Linked DNA regions of Homo sapiens: region 1 is linked to region 2. A link is a contact called in ENCODE Hi-C data. All regions are on one chromosome and are shown on one strand. The core of a region is the stretch at or near the end of the contact, and the rest is flanking DNA. Distances in the headings are between cores, read along the strand shown.

Region 1 (2,995 bases), core at 101-2,600, 2.9 Mb before region 2:
AAAGGAGTATCGCCCCATTTCTGGCCAGCTGGCCCTGCAAGGCAACCCTCCTCACCACTTTCTCTTTAGACTCAAGGGGGTGAAAGGCCCCATTCCCCCTTTCTCTGTCCCATTTTAGGGACCTGGGAATGGGGCAACTTTCCAGGTTGAAGGACCCCCTTCCTGGAGGGAAGGATGTGGGGCCATCTCCCTCCCCACTGCCCCCATGCCAGTCCTCTTCTAGGCCCTGAATCTGACAGCTCCCTAAGGTCTGTGTGGGCCTAAACGGAGGACCCAGAGAAGAGGTCCATGGCCTTCTGGGAAGGAGTCACTGGGTGGTTTTCTCTCTACCGCTCCTACCTCCCCAAACCCATTCCTCTTGCTTCCAGAGCCAAGCCCATGGAGAGGCTTGGAGAACGCTGGGGGAAGATGGTATGGGCTGGGCTCAGCCGACGCTGTCCCCTGCCCACCCCCACACCCTACTCCCCTCCCCCAGCCAGGGGCCCTGGGCTGGGCAGCTTCCTGCCTTCCCCATGGGGAAATCGGGGGTGGCATGCAGGTGGGTGGGCCCCATGCCCACATCCGGTGGCCGCCAGAACCTTCCCTCGAGCCTCTTTCCCGCCACTCCTCCAAGCCCCCTTCTCTCCGCATAGCACCTGTGCCCCACCTTAGGACCTGATCCTCACCCAGCTCTGCCCTGCCCTCTTGTCCCCACAGGTCCCAAAGAGAGCGTGAACACCTAGCCTAGTGCCATCAGTCCACCGGGCCTGAGAGTGTCCCCCGCACTGTGCCCTGCAGGCTGAGGCTGCAGGAGGGGTGGCTTTGTGGGGTGCTGAGGACAACAGTCTCCATGGACGCCCTTCATGCATCAGCACCTCCATGGCCCTCGGGAGCACACGCAGAGGAGCCAGGGCCTGGCCTGAGTGTTGGGAAGGGAAGGGAGTTTTCTGGGCTGAGGTCAGCAGCGGTGGGGCTCAGAGAGAAGGTCCTTTTCTTGTGCTGGAATTCTGGACTCCCCGTTTTGGGCACTCACCGAGGGCCCTGTCGAGGAGCCCTGGTCTTCTGGGGTCACCCTCAATGCCCTGAGTCAGTCCCAGGCTCTTGAGCCATCCCTTGGAGCTGGTGCCACGGGGGGAAGGGCAGCTGGGGCCGGAAGCCACCTGCCCAGGGCATGAGAGAGGGTCCCCAGCCCTCCCGCGGGCCCACCCCCTTCTGTTTCCTGTCAGTCTGTCCTCCCCAGGGAGGGAGGGAGGGAGGGCGCTCATCCCCTGCGGGCGGGGGCGGGGCGCGCTCTGAGACCGTTGGGCGCCCTGAGATCTGGCCCACGTGGCCTCGGGGTTATAAGCCCTGCCCTCCCTGAAGGGAACCCCACTTCGGAGCCTGGAGCACAGGGCGAGCTCTCCTCCGCCCTGCAGCCTCAGGTAAGGATCCGGACCTTCACTGCTGCCCCAACTGGGGCTCCTCAGCTCGGGGCCTCTAGGGGCTTGGGCTGCTGGTCTGGGTGGAGGCGCGTTGGGGGTGTCGAGGAGCTTGGGTGCAAGCCCCATGCGGGAAGCTCAGGGCAAAGCGCCTTGAAACCCTCTCTAGTGAAGGAAGGTAAAATGGCTCCGGGACCCCAGGCGGGGAAAGAGGTGTCCAAGGAGGAGGGCTGGAGAGTAAGGCGGGGATGGCAGAGGGTACGCAGAGGCTGAGAAGTGGGACCAGTGTCTCAAGGGGCGCCAGCCTCTTCCTCCGCCCAACATGGCCACCATTTTTGTTGGGATAGCCTTGGGCTCCTGCCAGGGGAACAGCAGGGCAGTGAGGGAGTCAGGACTTTGGGCTGGTGGGGAGGCCGAGAATCAAGGCTCTGGGGAGTCAGGACTTTGGGGCTGGTGGAGTGGCTGGGGACTGAGGCCCTGGGGGGTCAGGACCTTGGGCTGCTATGGAGGCTGGGACTGAGGCTCTGGGGGAGTCAGGACCTTGAGCTGGTGGGGAGGCTGGGAATTGAGGCCCTGGTGTGTTCAAGACCTTGGGCTGGTGGGGAGGCCAGGGCCTGAGGCCCTGGGGGGTCAGGACCCTGGGCTGTTGGGGAGGCTGGGGACTTAGGCCCTGGGGGGTCAGGATCTTGGGCTGGTGGGGAGGCTGAAGGGTGGGGACTGAGGCTCTGGGCAGTCAGGACCTCACGGTTGGGGTGGACTGGAGACCAAGACCTTGGCAGGGGAGCTGTGGCTGCCTCATTTGGACGCTGGAGGGTGGCTAGCGTGGCTGGAAGCGGCCAGCCAGGGGTTCACAGAACTGAAGGTGAGGCCTCCAGAGGCCCTAGTCTCTACCTGAGTGTCTCTGAAACTGGGGGGATGGGGTGGAGCCTTTAGGGGGAAGGGAAGAGGGAACTGAAGAGGAAGTGGGGGAGGGAGGTAGAGGAGGCAAGTCTGGCGCCATGCTGAGTCACCGCCCACAAGGCCCAGGGCGGGCCCTCGGGGGGCCCTGGCAGGGTTGGGGGGATCTTAGGAAGCCACAAGGAGGGCTGGGGGGCTCTTGGAGCAGGAGTCAGGAGGCCTGGGCAGCCTGAAGAGTACACGCCGACGGACAGACAGACAGTGCAGTCACCCATAAAGTAGAAAGCACTACTAACAGCACTGGAGGGTGTAGTGTTTCCTACTTTATGGATGAGTGTACTGTGGGCTTCGGAGATCACGCCACTGCTGCCGCCCGCTGCCCGCCACCATCTTCCTCGGCGCTCGGGGACCTCGTGTGACAGGTGAGCACCTTACGGCCCCTCCCTACCCTGCCCAGATGCCTGAAAGGCCTCCATGGCTTTCCTGCCCTTCCTGGTTCCGGACAGCTGGGGAAAGGCCACAGCAGCTCCTCTGCTGCCCTGCAGTCTTTGGGGGCGGGGAGGGCTGGACATGTGGAACCCTGATGCAGCCGCAGCGTCAAGGACGAGGAAGGGGTGGGAAGGGATGGTACGTGGAGGGGAATGGGTGGTGGGACCAGGGACCCAATGCTAATAAAGACTGGACTGTGCTTCTCTTTTGTC
Region 2 (3,012 bases), core at 173-2,672:
TTGGGAAGATTGAAGCATGGAAAGCACCTCTCTGGAAGGTTCAAGGAAAGGGAACTAGAATTATGGGTGACAGAATTCCCTGGCTTTCCAATGCTTTACTGTAGGTCGAATGAGCACTCCTAGCAGGCTGGCCTCATGCCACTTCAGAGTCTCTAGCCTGCAGGCTGGGGGCTGGGTATGGACACGATACCTGGAAGGGAACACATATAACTTCCATCAGTGATCCTGGAAAGGCTCGACAAATCACCCATTCATTCATTCTGTGTGTATGTGTGTGTGTGTGAGAGAGAGAGAGAGAGACAGAGTCTCACTCTGTCACCCAGGCTGGAATGCAGTGGTGCAATCTCGGCTCACTGCAACCTCTATCTCCCAAGTTCAAGTGATTCTCCCATCTCAGCCCCCCGAGTAGCTGGGATTACAGGAGCCCGCCACCACTCCCGGCTAATTTTTGTATTTTTAGTAGAGACAAGGTTTCACCAAGTTGGCCAGGCTGGTCTCGAACTCCTGACCTCAGGTGATCCGCCCACCTTGGCTTCCCAAAGTGCTGGGATTACAGGCATGAACCACAGCACCTGGCCCATTCATTCATTTTTATTTGAACTTCTCTTCCAGGAAGCCCTCTGAGTTTAGGTTTAGCGACAGGACCCTGATTCAAGTCAACTCGTTTATTTGAAAGCTGCCTGGATAAAAATAAAATAAAATAAAAAATAAACTGGAGGATAACATAAAAGGATCCTTGCAGAGGATTCCTCCTTTTGTGGATCTCACTGAATCTCAGAGTTAGAAGACGCTCAGAGATCTCAACTCCCTCAAGGGTCAGACAAGGACAGGTTTTTCATTCTGCCCTGGATCCTCTCACAATAGCCTCGCGGGAGCTGGCCCTCAAAATGATGAAGGAATAAATGAAAGGAGGGATGGAGAAATTAATGATGAAGAAAAAATGAATGAGGTAGGGCTGCTTGTTTGCTGCTATTTTCTTCACAATGCTTTTAAGATTTCCTGGTCCATCTCCTCCTTCACCACTTCTCTCCCTCCCTCGATCTCTTCTCCAACTTGTCTCTTACAGAAGGGCGCCGCGTTCCCGCGCTCCTCCCCTTCCCCTCGCCCCGCCCCTCCCCAGCGAGGCCCCGCCTCGCTGCCCGAGCCCGGCGGGAATGAATGGCAGCGTAGCCGCCGCGCCGCTCGGGGTGCCGATTGGCTGACCGGCGCGCTGACGCGCCGGCGACCGCGGGTGCACGCAGGCGAACAGAGCCGGCGGGGGCGGAGCCGGGCTCCGGGGCGGGGCGCAGGAGCCCCGGGGCGGAGGAGCCGGGGAGGCGGGAGGCGGGAGGCGGGAGGTGTTGGGGCCGTTGAAGCGGCCTCCCTCCCGCCCCCAGCCGCCCGGTCTGGCCCCAGCCCTGTCCCGACCCCCGGCCTGGCCCACTCCGACCCTACCCGGCCGAAGGGTTCCGCTGGACACGCAGGCGGCCTCCGGAGCAGCCCAAGCCCATGAGGGCCGCGCGCCCGGCCGCCGGTGCTGACGAGACGGAGCTCCTGGCCCCCGAGGAGGAGCAGAGGATCAATGCGGTTCAAGAATCGATTCCAGCGGTGAGAGGGATGGCGTCCCGGTCCCGCTGCCCGTGTCAGAAGCGGGTTCCCAAATCCCGCCGTTAAGCGCACGGCTCCCGGCTCCTCACCTGGATTCATCCTGGGTGGATCCCGCACCTTGGCCAGGGATCAGTTCCCTGGGGATTCCCCACCCTGCTGTCCCTGGGCGATCCCCTTCCTCCAAGGATGGGAGCTCCTGCCTCACCCGGGTCTCCCCTCGCGATCTGCGGACCTCAGATGGATTCCCGGCCCCGGGACTCCAAGCCTGTCCTCCTTCCCGGGGATCCCTTTGCTCCTGGGGCTCACCCTCCCGACCCCCATACAGGCTGGGCTCTGGCTCTCTCTGGGAACCCGAACCCCAGCCCCGGGCACCGCCCCCGAGTCCTCCGACCTGGCTTTGGCCTCCATCCCTTTACCTCCAGGGTGGGGGTCTCCCGGGGCGCGCGGAACGGGGTGGCGCCCTGCGGAGAGATTTGTCGTAAAGCGGGGTGCTAGGCATTTTGGGTGCTTTGTGAACGGCCCTAGCAACAGGGAAACTGAGGCACGCTCCGCCAGCTTAGCCCTGCCTGGCCGTGTAGGGGCCTTGCTGGTTCTCCAGCTGAACGTCCCAGGGCGGTGCTATTTTTGGGCTCTGCGAAGGGGCATGTTAGCTTTCGGGTGGCGAGACCTGCTGTGGAGGCGCCGGTGTTAGGAAACGAGGAGGAGGAACCGTGGAGGCGCCACCGGAAGGCTGGCCGACTGCTCATTCACTGTAGAGCTGGTGGAAATGCCGGGCTGGGGGGCGCCGTGGCCTTACTCCCCTCTGGGGCTCCACCGTCTAACAATGGATGGAGGTTAGCCCATGACTCTGAGAGGAACTCCGGGCTTTTCTTTTCTGTTTAAGTGGGTGAAAGTTCACCTCTCCAGGGCATATGGTAACTGCATCCCTTTGTGTGAATTCCCGGACCTTCACCACCAGCATGTTTGCTGGGGGTGCAGTGACAGGGGAAATTTTAAGAAATGCATGAAATCTTCCAAGAAGGTTGTTGAGTTTTTAGACACTACCTTTTATTTCAGAATTTTAAAGTACACATTTTTTTTTTCTTTCCAATCTCCATGCCCTCACTGCCCTCTCACCCATCTCATTCCTCCCCCAGTCCCAAAGGGTAAAGGAGGCAACAAATGCACAGAAGAGTTGCCATGGTCTGGGCCACCAGGAAGGGGATCAGCTTGAAGACTTGGATTGACTTCTGAATATATTGCTTATCAGTCAGGGTGTTGAATGCTTGGCACTGTTCCCCCAGTGGAACTTCATACCGGTGTGTCTAAGGGCAAAATGGAACCGTAGTGTTCTGACTTTAGAACCTGATGTCAGAAATGAAGACCGGAGGGGCTTTTAGAGAGAATGTAACATGCACTCCAGTCATGATCAGTGAAGCCCTGTGC

Evidence for each region. Hi-C counts contacts between places; a loop is a spot of excess contacts on that map. Pooled maps may share reads with other maps.
Region 1: a map with no recorded cell type shows a loop between it and region 2 (9-fold over the local background). The contact joins the promoter of MIR142HG here to the promoter of MMD in region 2. A Hi-C loop is called at or near these places in 3 of 37 single-sample maps with no recorded cell type and 6 of 50 pooled maps.

The regions. Positions count from the first base shown.
Region 1 is chr17:58,330,875-58,333,869 of GRCh38, reverse strand. It overlaps MIR142HG (MIR142 host genes), which reads left to right and starts at 1,350. Exons shown (of 1, transcript NR_186557.1): 1 at 1,350-2,982. All of the region lies in intron 2 of TSPOAP1-AS1 (TSPOAP1, SUPT4H1 and RNF43 antisense RNA 1), which reads right to left. It overlaps MIR142 (microRNA 142), which reads left to right and starts at 2,552; the gene lies at 2,552-2,638. RefSeq lists enhancers at 203-292, 883-952, 1,453-1,522, 2,323-2,462 and a silencer at 1,033-1,342.
Region 2 is chr17:55,420,245-55,423,256 of GRCh38, reverse strand. MMD (monocyte to macrophage differentiation associated) reads left to right here and starts at 1,422. Exons shown (of 7, transcript NM_012329.3): 1 at 1,422-1,587. The coding sequence starts at 1,562. RefSeq lists a silencer at 1,022-1,481.